Regions from separate parts of the Homo sapiens genome. Here region 2 is linked to region 1. Evidence: read pairs that join two places in POLR2A ChIA-PET (ENCODE). Cell type or tissue: CD4-positive, alpha-beta T cell. All regions are shown on one strand. Links, peaks and the distances in the headings refer to the core of each region. The heading gives the core; the rest is flanking DNA.

What was found. Peaks named below come from ENCODE experiments on the same cell type or tissue, not always from the same donor. Only the 100,000 strongest peaks of a DNase experiment are listed, where the experiment ranks them.
Region 2: POLR2A ChIA-PET joins it to region 1 with 6 read pairs; 5 of 35 experiments call an interaction of 5 or more read pairs at or near these places.

Annotation. Positions count from the first base shown.
Region 1 is chr17:32,099,325-32,110,283 of GRCh38, forward strand. It overlaps VILMIR (virus inducible lncRNA modulator of interferon response), which reads left to right. Exons shown (of 3, transcript NR_199605.1): 3 at 1-937. It also overlaps the pseudogene WDR45BP1. Among named protein-coding and RNA genes, the nearest start is that of VILMIR, 22 kb to the left of the region's middle. RefSeq lists an enhancer at 1,664-2,469. In CD4-positive, alpha-beta T cell, for the core only: no CTCF peak of the experiment used is centred there; no DNase peak of the experiment used is centred there; H3K27ac peaks cover 895 bases.
Region 2 is chr17:31,997,930-32,005,909 of GRCh38, forward strand. SUZ12 (SUZ12 polycomb repressive complex 2 subunit) reads left to right here. Exons shown (of 16, transcript NM_015355.4): 16 at 729-3,109. The coding sequence ends at 1,074. LOC124903972 reads right to left here. Exons shown (of 4, transcript XM_047437248.1): 3 at 5,179-5,396; 4 at 3,715-3,829. The coding sequence ends at 3,825. Among named protein-coding and RNA genes, the nearest start is that of LRRC37B, 5.5 kb to the right of the region's middle. In CD4-positive, alpha-beta T cell, for the core only: no CTCF peak of the experiment used is centred there; no DNase peak of the experiment used is centred there.

The DNA of each region.
Region 1 (10,959 bases), core at 2,725-7,724:
TAAGATTCTGCAAGTACACTTTTAAGTGCCTGGTTCTGAGTTCTGCTCTTCTGCATACATTATCTGCCATACATATAATCCTATTAATTTTCCCCATTCTCCATTTGCTTAAAAATAGAATGTTTATATTTAATTAAGACACCCAGATAGCTGCATCCAAGCTTGTTCTCACATATTCTGCATCAATATTCCTGTGAATTCGTGCATATTTTTGGAGAATGATAGGCTCTCACATATAAATAGTGTTGGGCACAAATATACTTCATCTGCAGAAAAAAGCATTCTTAGTTACTGTGAATTATATTTATTCATATCTGGTAGTTGGAAGTATTTCTCTATTAGATCTGTTTAGAAAAATGTGTAATTTTTTTATTAGAAAGGTTTTAGTGTTCAGGAGTTAGGATCAGTAATTGCAATAACACAATCACGGTCTTACTCTTTCCTCCATATATATCAAATCATAGGAAATTTTATTAATTTCAGCCAGCTTACTCCCCCCCTTCATTTCCTTTTATGAATCATGGCATTAAAATAGACAAATCCCTTTTTGCTCTCTCGTGTTTTGGTACAATAACAGATAACAATCTTTAGTCCCCTAAAAGGCAATGTGAGATATGATTTTATAAAGTATGTTGAATTAGAAATGTTTCCCAGAGTAAAAAATAAAAATAGAAAAAAAAAAACAAAAAACAATCAGAAGAATAAATATTTTCAAGGGCAAGCTTGTCTGTGTATAAAATTATATATACAGTATAATCATAATTAAAGAACAAAATCAAAACAGGAATGGATAATCAAAAGTGTTAAGTGGTCTGATTTGGGGCAATGTAAAAAACTAAAAATGTTAATATAGGGCAATTGGAAAATTTCATTATGAATTTTCATGTGATAGAACACTACGTATTGGAGAATTAAGTAAAGTACCATGCAAAAACTGTGCCTGGGTCATTGAGCTACTTAAATTCTCTTCCTCTAAATAACCAACTGGATCAGCTTTTATCGTTGAAAAATAACCAATTAGCATAGTAGAATTGTAGTTGATTTCCATTTCATATTTTTGGCATTTCCTACAATGAGCATGTTCTATTTAAGTATAATTCAGCATGTAATGTATGTTTAAAAATTAGTTAAACCTTTTGTAGTAATGGAGAACAACAAAGAGAGCATTGAGCTTTAGGCCACAATGTGTTCTTAGAAAGTTAGATGACTACCGCTGGGCACGGTGGCTCACGCCTGTAATCCCGGCACTTTAGGAGGCCGAGGCGGGCAGATCACCTGAGGTCAGGAGTGAGACCAGCCTGGCCACATGGCGAAACCCTGTCTCTACTAAAAATACAAAAATTAGCCAGGCATGATGGTGTGTGCCTGTAGTCCCAGCTACTCAGGGGGCTGAGGCAGGAGAATTGCTTAAATCTGGGAGGTGGAGGTTGCAGTGAACTGAGATCGTGCCAATGTACTCCAGCCTGGGTGACAAAGCAGGACCCCCATCTCAAAAACGAAAACAAAACCCCCAAAAAACAGATAGAGCTGAGATTTGAACCCAGAAAGTCTGATACATGAGTCCGCCCACTTACAATTGCTACATTCTACTGCTTTTCTGAAGAAACTTGAGAGGTAAAGCAACTTGTCCCTTGCCAGTGAATGAATGATGCAATGGGGAATTGAACCCAGATCTGCAAACCCAGCAGTCCTTGCTGCTTCCCTTATACTGAGTGCTGCTGGCCTCAAAGTGTTTCTTGTTCTGTGTTTCTACGTCCACGCTTACAGGGAAGCATGGGTGCAGAAATCACCAGGCCAGTCAGGGAGGCTGGGACGGGTGCTGACCCTAGCCCTGGAGCACTCTCCCTGGCTGCTCCCTGTAGTCTTGCTTCCTCTTGTGAAGTCTATGTGCCAGCCAAGACCCAGCCTGTGAGGCCTGACCTGATCTCTGCCCCCTGTCTGTTCCCCCAGCAAGACTCCCTGAGGAAAAGAATAGGGGATCACGTCTTAGCCATCAGAGCATCGAAGTGCCCAGGCCAAGGTTGGCCACATAGAGGGAGGGCAGGTGGCAAATGTTTGCAGGATGAGTGAATAAAAGGAAAACTGATAGCAAAGAATGGAACTACCAGGCACGATTCCAGGGCTGGGACTAAATATTTACCTTGCCTACTGGGCAAAGATAAGCCTGGTTTTCCAGGCTCTATTTATGCCAGCTTTCCTTCAGGGGCTGACACAGTCAACCTGGTATCGTTAGTTTGAACAGCGGTTTCCACATGTGGAGTCTGGGTGTATGAGGTGCTTGATCCTCAGCTTCTGCCATTCCCTAGCTCCATGTGTCTTCCCCAGGGAATCCGCTTTCCAGTCCTCGAGCCCTAGGAGGCTTTGCACCTCCATTCTGCTGCCTGGTCTGTCCCCGGTCTCCATGAGGCTATTGAATTGGGGTTCATTCTACTCTAGATGAAGCTGTGTATCCTTGTTTAGCCCCTGGGGTCAAGCCACATCAGGAGCTGCTTGCAACATGACAGGACAGACTTGCCTGGGTCTACTGCCTCAGTGGCCTCCTGGGAGACACCTCTCTTAATGGAATAGGGTTGGGTATGACAAGCTGGGTCCAAGTGAAGCTTCAGAGATGTAGAGATGTAGGGGAGGAGGGACTCTTGAGTTCAGTGTGGCAGCCATCACTCAGCCTCTGGGACTCACACCAGGGGCATAAGGAGAATGGAAGCCACACGTGAAAAAGGGAAGGGTGATTTCTTTCTTTCTTTCTTTTTGGGGAGCGTGATTTCTTTTTTTTTTTTTTTTTGGTTGGGGGGAGGTGGGAAGGGTGATTTTTTTTTTGGTGGGGGAGGTGGGGAAGGGTGATTTCTTTTTTTTTTTTTTTTTTGGTAGGGGGAGGTGGGGAAGGTGTTTTTGTGGAAATACGAACAGCTCTGCTTCAGGAAGGCCTTTGTGGAGTGTGAAGGGAGCAGTGAACAACTCTGGCCCCTGGTGTCCAGCCTGGGAGGCGATGCCTAGAGGCAGTGGTCATGTTGGGCGAGGGGTGCCCAGAAGATCAGGCGGTCCTGCTCAGAGGACACCACGTGGTGGCTGAAAGGACTAGTTTAAGAGCACATTTGAGATACCCTCTGGAGGCTGCCATCAGTACTTAGAGGGAGAGTGGGTCTTTGCAGGGGGATAAGGGAGAACCAATGAAACCTGAATAATTACAGCAAGTGAACTTTCACTGAGCCTGAGGCTGCTGTGACCAGGAAAACACAGCCAGCATAGAAGCAGATTCACAGCTGGGCGTGGTGGCTCGTGCCTGTAATCCCAGCAGTTTGGGAGGCCAAGGCGGGCAGATCACCTGAAGTCAGGAGTTTGAGGCCAGCCTGGCCAATGTGATGAAACCCCATCTCTACTAAGAATACAAAAATCAGCTGGGTGTGGTGGTGCATGCCTGTAATTCCAGCTACTTAGGAGGCTGAGGCAGGAGAATCACTTGAGCCTGGGAGACGGAAATTGCAGTGAGTTGAGATCACATCACTGCACTCCAGCCTGAGCAACAGAGAGAAACTCCCTCTGTCTAAAAAAAAAAAAAAAAAAAAAAAAAAAGCAGCAGCAGCAGATTCACGGAGACACACTGCTTGGAATTTGGTGATGTTCAGGGAGTGGGGCTGGAGCTGGCCTATGCTCCAGACAGCCATAAACTATCAACATAAACACAAGTACACCTAAGCCTCTGCAGGCACGGTGCTGATGCTGCCCCCTCCCAATGGGGTATCATCCGGGTGGATACAGTCCCTGGATGCTGACATTTTTCTTTTCTTTTTTTGTTTTTGTTTTTTTTTTTGTTTTTTTTGAGACAGAGTCTCACTCTGTCACCAGGCTGGAGTGCAGTGGCACGATCTCAGCTCACTGCAACCTCTGCCTCCTGGGTTCAAGCAATTCTCCTGCCTCAACCTCCCAAGTAGCTGGGACTAGAGGTGTGCGCTACCATGCCCAACTGATTTTTTTGTATTTTTAGTAGAGACAGGGTTTCACCATGTTAGCCAGGATGGTCTCAATCTCCTGACCTCATGATCTGCCTGCCTCAGCCTCCCAAAATGCTGAGATTACAGGCATGAGCCACCATGCCCGGTCAATGCGGACATTTTTCAAGTCAGCTATGGAGTTTGAATTTTCCTCCAAATTTACACTGGCTATTTCCCCAGTTCAAATTAGGCCTGACTGGTTTCTCTTTCTTTTTTTCTGAATACATATCAGTTTTGGATTGAGGCCTAGCATTTCCACCACCATCCAGAGGAGAGATGAGAAAACCAGAGCTGGGCTCACAATCCCAGGGGAAAAAACAATGGGCTGCTCTGGAATGCTGCAGAATCAGGGTTGAATGAATGCAGGAGAGGGGCAGGCAGCCAGCGGGCATGCCGGCCGCGTGACCAGCCTGCCATGGTATCCAGATGGACATGTGGTATTTGGTTTAAAGCCCACGCTACTGGGGCATAGTCAGCTGGGGATAAATGATCAGACTTAATTGTTCTCTCTTTTCCCAGGAAAGGCCAGGAAGGAAAAGGCCCCAGTTTAAGGGAGAAGGCATTGTCCTCAGTGAGTCTTCACCCACTACTGACTGAAGCATAGTCAGGTAGCCCAGTCTGGCAAGGGGCCGGTGGGGAGCATGAGATTCTCATATTCTCATGGCTGCTGTGGCTGGTGGCCACCTTCACAACAATAGCTCACTGGACCCCTGTCCTTCCCATCCCGCCTCTGAAATGATCACATCTGTGTTAAATCTCTGATAAGATACTATCAGGCACTCCAAAGTCCAGTTTGGAACTAGAGTCCTTGCTTGACTCAATCCAGAGTCCTTTCTCCTTCCCTGGTCCCATCTCCCCATTTACTCCCCCCAAATTCTTCTCTCTGTCCAGCTGCTAAGGTCCCTGGGCCACCAGAGGCAAATAGAATAAACCTAGGACATCACTCTCGATCGAGAGGCCTGCATGACTCTTTATTTGCACCAGAGTTTCTCATCTTCCAGGAACAAGAGGAGGAGCTGCTTTGAGACCCACTTCCTCTCCTTACATAACAACACACTGCATTTGCACAAGTGTCCTTGGTTGTAAAGGGTTCCACATTCATTTTCTCATTCAGGGCTTATTACAAGCCTCTAAGGTAGCTAGGGTCATGGTGACCCTGATCCTTTGTCAAAGATGAGCCCACTGAGGCTCAGGGTGGCTACCGTTGTGCCAGGAGTTGCTAATTGGTGGATCACAGACTCCAGTTCAGGGGGAGGCAGGGTGGTAAAGAAGCAGCTAGATGAACCTGGGTTTGAATCCAGCTCAGAAATGTTCCATCTGTGTGACAGCACAGGCAAGTGACTTAATCTGATTGAGCCTCAGCTTTCTCATCTAGAAAAAGGAGTGATCATGCATCCCTCATAGAGCTGTGGTGAGCATTTACAAACCATGAGTGAAACATGCATAGCACGGCATTTGGCAGATAGAAGTCCAGTACATGTCTAAGGATTAGTACTGATTGATTTTTATAATAGTCACCTGGATGATCTCCAATATGTATATATCAATGTATTTTTAGATCAAAATGGAAATTCAAAAATTTAATAATTTCTGACTATACCCCGAGACTCTGTGGATCTCATCTTTTTATTTTATTTTATTTTTTTGAGATGGAGTCTCGCTCTGTTGCCCAAGCTGGAGTGCAGTTGTGCGGTCTCGGCTCACTGCAACCTCCACCTCCTGGGTTCAAGTGATTCTCCTGCCTCAGCCTCCCAAAGAGCTGGGATTACCGGCATGCGCCGCCACGCCCGGCTAATTTTTGTATTTTTAGTAGAGAAGGGGTTTTACCATGTTGGCCAGGCCGGTCTCGAACTCCGGACCACAGGTGATCCGCCCGCCTTGGCCTCCCAAAGGGCTGGGATTACAGGCATGGGCCACTGCACCCGGCCGGATCTCATCTTAGGAAAAGCTAGTGTGGTGTAGGAAGAGGGTTAAGTTCCAGTGTGACCTGTGCACACCTGAAGGCACAATCCACACCCACCCACCCTCCACCTCTCTGACCATAACTCTTTTGACTCCCACTTCTTGTCCTCTTTGGGTCTCCCTGAGACCCACTGGCTACCCACCCCTTCAATGTCACCAGGTCCACTCAGGGCCTCAGGGCCCTTGCATTTGCTGTTTCTTTTTCATAAAAGACCCTTTCCTCAGGTATCTGCACATCTCTCTCATTTCCTTCAGGTCTTTATTCAAATTCCATCTTTAGTGAGTCCTTCTCAGGCCATCCTTCCTAAAATTTCAACCTTTTCTGCAAGTCATTCCCAAATCCCAACTCTGAACATTATCCTTCCTCCTGTCAGTTTTTCTAAGTACTTTTCTTTCTTTCTTTCTTTCTTTTTTTTTTTTTTTTGATGGAGTCTTACTCTGTTGCCCAGGCTGGAGTCCAGTGGTGCAATCTCAGCTCACTGTAACCTCTGCCTCCTGGGTTCAAGCAATTCTCCTGCATCAGCCTCCTAAGTAGCTGGGATTATAGGTGCCCACTATGATGCCCAGCTAATTTTTTGTATTTTTAGTAGAGACACAGTTTCACCATGTTGGCAAGGCTGGTCTTGAACTCCTGACCTCAGGTGATCCACCATCCTCAGCCTCCCAAAGTGTTGGGATATTAGGCATGAGCCATTGCGCCCGGCTGGACCAGCAGTTTAAATTTGATTTCCTAGCGAGCCTACACAGCATACTTCCTTGGGTGGTCTAGTGCTGTCCATTGTCTTATGCAAATAAATTTTCTTTATAAAATCCTAGAAAGCAATTATTATTCTTAATAAACCATACTAATGTGTCCTTAACTGTTAAAAATTAATACTTCATATATCATTTTCACTTATCAGATATATAACAGATTTTTTTTCCAAATCAGTACTCTGTCACAGATTCAGTAATAGGCAAAGGAAACTAAGTTGGATTAATCTTGAAAGAAGTCATTCTAAAAATCAATGTGGTGCTCAACACATCAAATCAAAATAAGTCTGTAAGAATTCTTACTTGTGAATTGCTTGTGGTTCCTCCAGAGCCTGAGGTATTGGGCCTGCCTGTGACTGTTGCTGTCCTGGGCTGGAATGAAGTAAAGGTTTGCTGACTGGTGCCTATACTTGGTGGAATGATACCCAGGACTTTCTGATGTACTTGAACAATGCCTTAAAAAAAGATGAAGCCATAATTAAAAACTGTCACTTTATTGGAAAGCATTACGTGGTGCTCCATTGCTGAGAAGAAACTACGTGTGGCAGGGTTTTATAGTGGGCTACACAGAATGTGAGATCCGAGGTCTGAAATCAGTGAAACGGAGATGAGAAATAATGCCAACAGTATGATCTGGCAAATGTGAATTAAAACTCTTCACATTTCCCTTACCTCCTTGTGTTGCTGGCACATTTACAGTGACAGTCTTGCTGTTTGCAGGAAGTGGCAGTTTGGTAATTACTTTTCCTGCCATAGTGACTGGATTGCCTGTAATTTGGAACGTCTGACCTGTGCTGGCAATGGTTGTAGCAGATGCCGCAGCTGTGCTGGTGGCTAATGGGGTATAAGACATTTAATAAGCTTCAGATTTAAAATAACCAGCAACGTAGTGACTTCTAGGAAAGGGCACCAATGCATGAAATGTGGCTCATTTTGTATTTTTAATAAAAACATTCCTCTCCACTCAAAGTGAACTACGTAAATGTTGAAAGTGAAATCATGTAAGAGACGAGTTTGCTAATGTAATATTATGAACATTATCTGTAACAAACCATTATAGCTTGTTTGCTCAATCAGCTGCAAAAGAAAAACAATCTTCTACAAAAAAGTTTCATTTCAGTAGCTAAAGGGTTGAAAATTCTTTTTCCTGAACAAAAGTAATCTTTTACTTAATCATAGTTGTATACCTGAATCTGACTGGCCTTGCTTAACACACATAGCAAAGGTTTGATGAAAGTTCTCATTTTGTTGGAATGCTACTGTAGCTGGAGATCCAACTTTAGTAGTTAGTACCATTTTGGTTCCAGTTGTAACTGAGCCACTTATGGGGGCCACCATAACCTTCTGTGCTGGAGAGATGGTACTGGTTGCACTGTTGGTTGAGGAAGTGGTGGAAGTTGCAATCACTGTCAGCTTCTGCTGCTTTAATCATTTCTAAAAAAGCGAGGGAGAGGAAACATGAATCAAAATAGTTCAAAATAAAAACAATACCATTCTACAAGAAGTCTGTCCACAATTTCTCTCACCTTAAGAAACTACACTATATTTCTGAAATATTTTACTTCCAAAAAGAATATATGCCCGTATAAATGTACCTGAGTTTATGGCTGGCCTCAGTGGCTCACGCCTGTAATCCTAGTACTCTGGGAGGCTGAGATGGGCAGATCACCTGAGGTCAGGAGTTTGAGACCAGCCTGGCCAACATGGTGAAACCCTGTCTCTACTAAAAATAAAAAAATTAGCCGAGCATTGTGGCTCATAACTGTAATCCTAACTACTTGGGAGGCTGAGGCAGAAGAATTGCTTGAACCTGGGCGGCAGAGGTTGCAGTGAGCTGAGGTCATGCCACTGCACCCCAGCCTGGGTGACAGAGTGACTCCATCTCTTAAAAAAAAAAAGATTTACCTGAATTTAATTTCTTGATAAAGGCCATATATATATTTTTAATTCCTCCAAGGTACCTATCTATGAAGGCAGTATTTTTATGTCTCTGTATCACATATATTACATTAAAAATACTAAGTTGTTCATAGCAGAAAATTTAAAATGATCAAGTTTTTCTGGCTTGTACAAATATTCAAGGTTTCAGACTGAAAGCAACAGAGATGTGGGTAATCTACTGGAGACAGGAACACCATGCTGCCCAGCAGTGAGATTCAGAGCTGAGAACAAATGGAGCTGCGAAAGGTTTCTGTTTCACTGTAATGCTAATTTTTCCAACTATAGAAAGCATGTCAATAGTTAATGACACTATTATTAAAGTTGGCAAACCTGCAATCAAGAAAGCTGAAAATTATAAAATAGTTTTCCTAGACTTCTTATATTATTCCTTCAAATATTTTTACAGAAAAAATAATTTATACTATACAGAGTAGTATAATATGATCTTTAAAACTACAGTTATTAAAGACACTCTGTATATCCTTTATTATAGATTGCTAAACTTTTCTAACAGCTTATCAACAGTGGTGTGATGAGTAACAGTATAACCTTACACATGTAAAAACAACAGGTGAAATTTACAGCAAACCTGGTGGCAGATGCTTTACCTTCAGTATCTTATAAGCTGAGGAAATGGAGATTCAGAAAGGTTGTGTAACCGGCCCAAGGCCACAGAGCTAGTTAAGGGTGATGCTGGGATGCCTGCTAAAATCAAATTCCAATTCTGCGCTATCTCCTGCCTTTGCAAAGTGCTCACCTATGACATCACATCGAATTTTTTTAGGACTACTTTTGTACCTATCTTATATACCTGAATATAATATAAAGTACATTACACAATTCCTCATTCTTCAGAAGAAAAAGAGTTTAGTTTTCAACACTTAGAGATCTCACCTGATTAAATCAGTTAAAAAAAAAAGAAAAAAGAAAAGAAAGAGGGAGGCAAAGGTGTGTGTGGTAGTGCATCTATAGCTCCAGCTACTCAAGAGGCTGAGACCAGAAGATCACCTTAAGCCTGGGAATTCAAAGTTGCAATGAGCTATGAGTGCACCACTATACTCCAGCCTCAGCAATAGAGCAAGACCCTGTCTCAAAAAAAAAAAAAAAAAAAAAAAAAAGGAGGCAAAGAAATAGAACAGATATTTAGTAGTTATTTACTGGAGGATATGCCTTCAAAGTTGAAGTGTTAGCTATCTTCGTAAAAAAGAATTTTAAATAAATTTTTAAAAGTAATATATTAGGGCCGAATGCAGTGGTGCTTGCCTGTAAACCCAGCACTTTGGGAGGCCTAGGTGGGCAGATCACTTGAGCTCAGGAGTTCAAGACTAGCCTGGGCAATATGGCAAAACTTCCATCTCTACAAAAAATACAAAAATTAGCTGGGCATGGTGGTGCATGCCTGTAGTCCCAGTTACTTGGGAAGCTGAGATGGGTGGATTGCTTGAGCCCACGAGATTGAGAATGTAGTGATCCGTGATCATGCCACTGCATACCAGCAGCATGGGCAACAGAGTTAGATCCTGTCTCAAAAAAAAAAAAAGTTACACTGCAGAAATTAGAAAACACAACAATAAAATAAAAAACAAAACAACTAGCCGGTTGTTATAGATATTTGGGTTTAGTAATGAATTTCCTGTGACAGATAGCATCATACGTAGAATCCAAACGTGCTATCATCTCAAACTTTGATGTAAGTGAAGGACCTATGGTAAACTGAAAGATACATAACAATTTGAAAAAATGTTTTATAAAATGCGAGGGAAGGCCGGGCGCGGTGGCTCACGCCTGTAATCCCAGCACTTTGGGAGGCCGAGGCGGGTGGATCACGAGGTCAGGAGATCGAGACCATCCTGGCTAACACGGTGAAACCCCGTCTCTACTAAAAATACAAAAAATTAGCCGGGCGAGGTGGCGGGCGCCTGTAGTCCCAGCTACTCGGGAGGCTGAGGCAGGAGAATGGCGTGAACCCCAGGGGGCGGAGCCTGCAGTGAGCCGAGATTGCGCCACTGCACTCCAGCCTGGGCGACAGCGAGACTCCGTCTCAAAAAAAAAAAAAAAAAAAAAAAAAAAATGCGAGGGAAAAGTAGTTTGAAACAAATAATTTGGTTTATATGTGATTTTTAGATAGTTATGTATAACTATGTTAATAATATTGTATATAGTATATCTATTCATCTGTATCTTCAATGTTTATATACTGAAGTTGGTAAAAACTTTTTTTACAACAAAATTAGTCACTTTTATTTAAAAGAAACATTACAAATAAGTGTGCAAAATTAAACATCATGATTAAATACACATAAAAGGAACATGC
Region 2 (7,980 bases), core at 1-5,000, 100 kb before region 1:
TCCTTTGTGGCTAAAAGTATGTTCCCGGCTTGGTGTGGTGGCTCACACTTACAATGCTGGCACTTTAGGATGCCAAGGCAGGAGGATCACTTGAGTTGAGGAATTCAAGACCAACCTGGGCAACACAGTGAAACCTTGTCTCTACTAAATTTTTTTTTTTTTTTTTTTGAGACGGAGTCTCTCTCTCTCGTCCAGGCTGGAGTGCAGTGGTGTGATCTCGACTCACTGCAAGCTCCACCTCCCAGGTTCACACCATTCTCCTGCCTCAGCCTCCGGAGCCGCTGGGACCACAGGCACCCGCCACCACACCCAGCTGATTTTTTGCATTTTTAGTAGAGACGGGGTTTCACAGTGTTAGCCAGGATGGTCTTGATCTCCTGATCTTGCGATCCACCCACCTCGGCCTCCCAAAGTGCTAGAATTACAGGCGTAATTACCTGGCCCAAATATTTTATGCTTTTAAGACTGCTTATGTAATTGAAGAACAGAAATTATATCTGCTGTTCTAATGGTACCTGTTTAAGCTTAAGTTAGATTAAATCTCTTGAAATTTTTAAAATGGTAAGCTCATTCAGATGATTGAATTTCAGTTTCTCTATAGTTTTACTGCTTCTTTAATCATCTTTTATTTTACTGGAATTGGATATAGTCTTATTATAATGGTTATCACTGTTGCATTTGACAAAAATGCTTTGTATTGCTATTCATATTCTGTTTTTATTAAATAGGTTTATTGCTGACAATCAAATGAATCATGCCTGTATGCTGTTTGTAGAAAATTATGGACAGAAAATAATTAAGAAGAATTTATGTCGAAACTTCATGCTTCATCTAGTCAGCATGCATGACTTTAATCTTATTAGCATAATGTCAATAGATAAAGCTGTTACCAAGCTCCGTGAAATGCAGCAAAAATTAGAAAAGGGGGAATCTGCTTCCCCTGCAAACGAAGAAATAACTGAAGAACAAAATGGGACAGCAAATGGATTTAGTGAAATTAACTCAAAAGAGAAAGCTTTGGAAACAGATAGTGTCTCAGGGGTTTCAAAACAGAGCAAAAAACAAAAACTCTGAAAAGCTCTAACCCCATGTTATGGACAAACACTGAAATTACATTTTAGGGAATTCATCCTCTAAGAATTATGTTTTTGTTTTTAATCATATGTTCCAAACAGGCACTGTTAGATGAAGTAAATGATTTCAACAAGGATATTTGTATCAGGGTTCTACTTCACTTCATTATGCAGCATTACATGTATATCACTTTTATTGATGTCATTAAAACATTCTGTACTTTAAGCATGAAAAGCAATATTTCAAAGTATTTTTAAACTCAACAAATGTCATCAAATATGTTGAATTGATCTAGAAATTATTTCATATATAAATCAGAATTTTTTTGCATTTATGAACGGCTGTTTTTCTACTTTGTAATTGTGAGACATTTTCTTGGGGAGGGAAAATTGGAATGGTTCCCTTTTTTAGAAATTGAAGTGGTCTTCATATGTCAACTACAGAAAAGGAAAAAAATAGAAATTGAAGGATTTTTATGAAATTATATTGCATTACTATTTGCAGTCAAACTTTGATCCTTGTTTTTGAAATCATTTGTCAATTCGGAATGAAAAATTATAATGTAATTTTACATTACATAAGTTCCTTTTACAATTAAAAAATAGCACTTCTTCATCTTATGCCTGTTTGAGAAGATATTAAATTTTCACATTGTTGACAGTGAAATGCTATGTTGGTTTATAAGATTACAGACCATTTGTTTTCATGTGGATAATTTTAGTGCATTGCTCACCCGGTATGTTTTTTTTTTTTAACTTGAACATTTTGCTTGTTTTGTTTTTCTTTTTTAATTAGATAATCACACGGAAAATTAAGCTGTTCATATCTTTAAATTAGGATTGCAAACCAAGGAAAGAACGCATTTGAGATTTTAAGATGTCACTTATAAGGGGAGAAGTGTTCTTAAAAAGTCAACCAGAAAACTGTTATGCCTTTTATTTGTTTGCAAGGATGTCTTTGTAATGTGTTTCATGAATAGAATATCCAATAGAGATAAGCTGACTTGAATCATTTTGAGCAATTTTGCCCTGTGTTATATGTGTTTCACGCACATATTTGCAGTTGGATTTTCTCCAACAGAAAGTGGATTCACTACTGGCACATTAACAAGCACCAATAGGTTTTTATTCCAACTCCGAGCACTGTGGTTGAGTAACATCACCTCAATTTTTTATTATCCTTAAAGATATTGCATTTTCATATTCTTTATTTATAAAGGATCAATGCTGCTGTAAATACAGGTATTTTTAATTTTAAAATTTCATTCCACCACCATCAGATGCAGTTCCCTATTTTGTTTAATGAAGGGATATATAAGCTTTCTAATGGTGTCTTCAGAAATTTATAAAATGTAAATACTGATTTGACTGGTCTTTAAGATGTGTTTAACTGTGAGGCTATTTAACGAATAGTGTGGATGTGATTTGTCATCCAGTATTAAGTTCTTAGTCATTGATTTTTGTGTTTAAAAAAAAATAGGAAAGAGGGAAACTGCAGCTTTCATTACAGATTCCTTGATTGGTAAGCTCTCCAAATGATGAGTTCTAGTAAACTCTGATTTTTGCCTCTGGATAGTAGATCTCGAGCGTTTATCTCGGGCTTTAATTTGCTAAAGCTGTGCACATATGTAAAAAAAAAAAAAAAAAGATTATTTTAGGGGAGATGTAGGTGTAGAATTATTGCTTATGTCATTTCTTAAGCAGTTATGCTCTTAATGCTTAAAAGAAGGCTAGCATTGTTTGCACAAAAAGTTGGTGATTCCCACCCCAAATAGTAATAAAATTACTTCTGTTGAGTAAACTTTTTATGTCATCGTAAAAGCTGAAAAAATCCCTTTGTTTCTATTTATAAAAAAAGTGCTTTTCTATATGTACCCTTGATAACAGATTTTGAAGAAATCCTGTAAGATGATAAAGCATTTGAATGGTACAGTAGATGTAAAAAAAATTCAGTTTAAAAGAACATTTGTTTTTACATTAAATGTTTATTTGAAATCAAATGATTTTGTACATAAAGTTCAATAATATAAAAGCTGTATTCTGTTTTGGGGTTTTTTTGTTATTATGCATTGTTAACATGTACATTAAAATTTTGATTTAGATAGCATAGTAAGATTTCAGCCTCAAATGAGTCAGAGCTAATAAGAAATTAGGAAAATCTTAATGTGAAATCCTGCTTTCAGCAGTTACAACTAATATGTCATTTATGGTATTACATAAATATTTAAAAATTTATAGTTCAGAGTAATGAAGGAGAGAGATTCATTTTTCACAGCATACCTTTTTATACTATTTAAACTTTTAAGGTATATATGTTTTTAAAACCTAAAAAAAAATGAAAAGCAGAGTTGAGTGACAAATAAGGTGACATTGAATTATAACCTAATAAATAACCAGTTATAACCCAATGAGTATAAAATATCCACAAATCTATACTCAGAAATAAATGTCTGAAAAAATAAATGAATAAACAAATCTGTGCAGAAAACTTCCAAATAATTTATGTAGATATTGCCCCTTCAAGAAGGTAGAACATAACTCCCCACCCAGTAAGTGTGGCTGTTTACAGTGACTTACAGTATTGGAGGTTTGAGGAGATGGGGGAGGATGTAGGGAAACCTGACAAACACTGCCTCACCCAGAGGACCAAGGTTAACATCATCAGTGATAAGTCACGACGACGGCATGCACTCTTGATAAGACGAGAACTGCACATCACCTCTGTGGTCTTCCTCCCCAAAATGCAAAAACCTAGGCTAACCATAAGAAAAACCCATAAGGAGGGCTTTCTACAACATACCTAACCAGTACTCCTCCAAACTGTCAAGGCCATCAAAAACAAGGAAAGTCTGAGAAACCGACAGTCTAGAGGAAAACATGATGACTAAATATCATGTGGTATAGGATCATGAGGCAGAAAAAGGACGTCAGGTAAAAACTAAGGAAATCTGAGTAAAGTATGGACTTGAGTTAATAACAGTGTGTCAACACTGGCCCATTAGTTGTAACAAATATCCCACACTAATCTAAGACGTTAATAACGGATAACCAAGTACAGGATATACGGAAACCCTCTACTATCTTTGCAACTTTTATATAAATCTAAAGCTATCCTAAAATTTTAAAGTTTTATTTTTTAAAAGCAAAAAGTTCAAAAAGAATATTTCTTAAAAGCTGGAATGCCAAAAAAGTTTAATAAGATACTTGAATTAAACTAACATTTTGGGGAATATTAGTAATGACCCAAGGCAGAAATAAAACACTAAAATATATAGCATCCCTAATTTATGTGGGAATGAACAAGGTTCTCTTGGGAAAATGAAATACGGAGAACTAAAGTAAAATATACACACAGTCATGCACTGCACAATGTTTCAGTCCACAAGGAACCACATACATGACGGTGATCCCATAAGATTTTATGTAGTACCTTTTTAAATGTTTAGATATGGTTAGATACACAAATACCTACCGTTGTGCTACAGCTGATCACGGGATTCAGTACAGTCACATGATGTGCAGGTTTGCAGCCTAGCAGCAATAGGCTATGCCGTATAACCTAGGTGTGTTGGAAACCCTACCATCTAGGTTTGTGTAAGTGTACTCTATGATGTTCACACAATCGGGACATCGCCAAATGACACATTTTTCAGAATGTATCCCCATCATTAAGCAATGCATGACTGTACTTGAAAATTTTAATCTATTTTTGGCCGGACACGGTGGCTCAAGCCTGTAATCCCAGCACTTTGGGAGGCCAAGGCAGTTGGATCACGAGGTCAGGAGATCGAGACCATCCTGGCTAACACGGTGAAACCTCATCTCTACTAAAAATACAAAAATTTAGCCGGGCATGGTGGCAGTGGGCGCCTGTAGTCCCAGCTTCTCAGGAGGCTGAGGCAGGAGAATGGCGTGAACCTGGGAGGCGGAGGTTGCAGTGAGCCAAGATTGTGCCACTGCGCTCCAGCCTGGGCGACAGAGCGAGACTCCATCTCAAAAAAAAAAAAAAAATTTTTTTTAATCTATTTTCAAATTTTGCAGTGATTTCATACCAACAGTTTAGCTCAGACTTAACAAAAATAAAATGAGAAAATGACCCTCTCACCATTAGCTGTCACCAGAAAGGATTTGTTACTGCCCTGAGCCTTATCGGTCAGGTCTTCAGTTATGTCCATGTGTCGGATTTCTTCATGCATTTCTTCCAGAATTTTGCAGAGTTCTGCTTCCCAATAATCTTTGTCTAGACAGTCAATTAATTCTGCAAGCTGGACCTTTGTGCTGTAGTACCAAATTTTATTTTCATTTTCATTTTCTGTATCTTCTCTGTTTAAAAATGGGGAAATACTTTATATGTTAGACATAATGCCACTTTTCTGACAGTTTCATCTACCCAGTGAAAAGTTAAAGCTTATGCACTAAAACTCAATATATGTGCTCACAAGAGATCCCTGCAGGTCTTACTCAAACTTGATTTACTCTGAGAAAGGACATCTAAAAAACTTGATACAGAGAAAGATGACCTCAAAATTCAGAACCATATGAGAGTACTTTGTGGAAGCCAGTTTCAGCTACATCTCAATCAACTTTAAGATCATCAATGTAACAATATGATGAGCCGAATGTATTTAGAATTATTTTATTTTAATTATTTATTGAGATGGAGTTTTGCTCTTGTCACTCAGGCTGGAGTGCAGTGGCGCGATCTCGGCTCACTGCAACCCCTGGCCTCCCGGGTTCAAGCGATTCTCCTGCCTCAGCCTCCAGAGTAGCTGGGACTACAGGCATGTGCCACCATGCCCAGCTAATTTTTGTATTTTTAGTAGAGATGGATTTGGCCAACATGTTCTTGATCTCCTGACCTTGTGATCTGCCCACCTCGGCCTCCTAAAGTGCTGGGATTATAGGCATGAGCCACTGCACCCAGCCTAGAATTATTTTAGAATAAAATAAATGTATTTTAGAGACAGGGTCTCACTTTGTCACCCAGGCTAGAGTGCAGTGGCACCATCATGGCTCACTGCGTACTCAGACTCCTAGGTTCAAGCAATTCTCCTGCCTCAGCCTCCCAAGTAGCTAGGACTACAGACATGTGCCACCATACCTGGCTAATTTTATAATATAGTTTAGAAATATTTCCATCAAACTGGTGTAAACGCTTTGCTAAGTTCTGGTTCTTGAAGGAGTTATCTCAAATAATATCTCATCCCTTTTCTTCGGGACAATCGAAGCCCAAAATGAAGAGAAGAGCTTCCTCTCCAGCCTAAAACTCTCCTAAGGTTCCATTCACTTTTAATGGATTTAAAGACTTCAACAGAGATGGTCACTAACTTAAAAGAAACAAGGCAAATTAATGTCTAGGACTAGATGTAGAGGAACACACATAATGGTATTTCTGTTCCCACTCAAAAGCAATTCAAGAGTATGTGTGAGGCAATTGATGACAGTGAGTCTGATTTTCCTGTTTCCTCAATGGCAAACTGAGGGAACTGAAAAAACTGGGCTTTTGGAGAGATCTGGCTTTAAATAGGCTAATGTGCTTAGAAGATATGTGGACATGGACAAAACACAACCTCTCTGAGTCTCTAAGACATTTTATTTATCTCACTTGTAAAATGAGGATATAATAAAACCTGCCTGTGTGCCACTATAAGACTTAAAAGTATAATGATGAGGCATCTACCATAGTGCCTGGGCACATTAGTGATCAATAAATGTTAAATATTATTGTTAAGGTAGTAAATGAATAAAAATTCAGCAGCATTACAGGAATGAGTCACTCAGTAATTCTGAAGAAAGAAGGGCTATATTAAATCATAGATAAAAGGATACTGGTGGAGTACCCTTATTCTGAAAATCTGAAATCCAAAATGCTCCAAGGTCCAAAAGTTTTTGAGTGTCAACATGCTGTTCAAAGGAAATGCTCATTAGAGCATTTCAGATTTTCAGATTAGAAATGATCAACTGGTAAGTAGAATGCAAATATTCCAAAAATGCCCAAAACACTTCTGATCCAAAGCATTTTAGGTAAGGATGCTCAACCTATACAGTATTCACTGACTTAACATTTTTCTTCTTGAAGCCACAGAAAGATAAATTCATTAAAGCATAAAGGAGCAAAACAGCAAATACCTGCTAATCCATTCAAAGAAGAGTTGGGTTTTTTTGGTCTATTTTGTTTAACTTTTCTCTTTTTTTTGGTGGGGGGGAGGGGGTGGTGAAGGAGTCTCGCTCTGTTGCCCAGGCTGGAGTGCAGTGGCATGGTCTCCGCTCACCACAACCTCCGCCTTCCAGGTTCAAGCGATTCTCCTGCCTCAGCCTCCTGAGTAGCTAGGACTATGGGCACATGCCACCATGCCCGGCTAATTTTTGTGTTTTAAGTAGAGATGGGGTTTCACTATGTTGGCCAGGCTAACCTCGAACTTCTGGGCTCAAGTGATCCACCCACCTGGCTTCCTAAAGTGCTGGGATTACAGGTCTGAGCCACCACACCTGGCCACCCTCTTCAAACAAAATATGAGCATTTCCATTGGCCTAGGTCTTCACCTTGTCTACTTTATTGACTTACATTACTTACCTAGTCCCTGAAGACATAACACACATTTGCCACCCTTAGAGCTCAACCAAACTGTATTGAATGCATGTATTTGGCAATTAGTGCTTGTATTTTAATTTTCATTTCACATATGTGTTCCATTTTCCTAACTAGATTGAAATAAGCCATCTCCTATTAGGTATTTTTCTTTCTTTTTTAAAAATTTTGAGACAGGGTCTTGCTCTGTCACTCAGGCTGGAGTGCAGAGGTGCAATCATGGCTCAGTGCAACATCCACCTCCCAGGCTCAAGCGATCCTGCCCCCTCACCCTCTGGCGTAGCTGGGACCACAGGTGCGCACCACCATGCCCGGCTA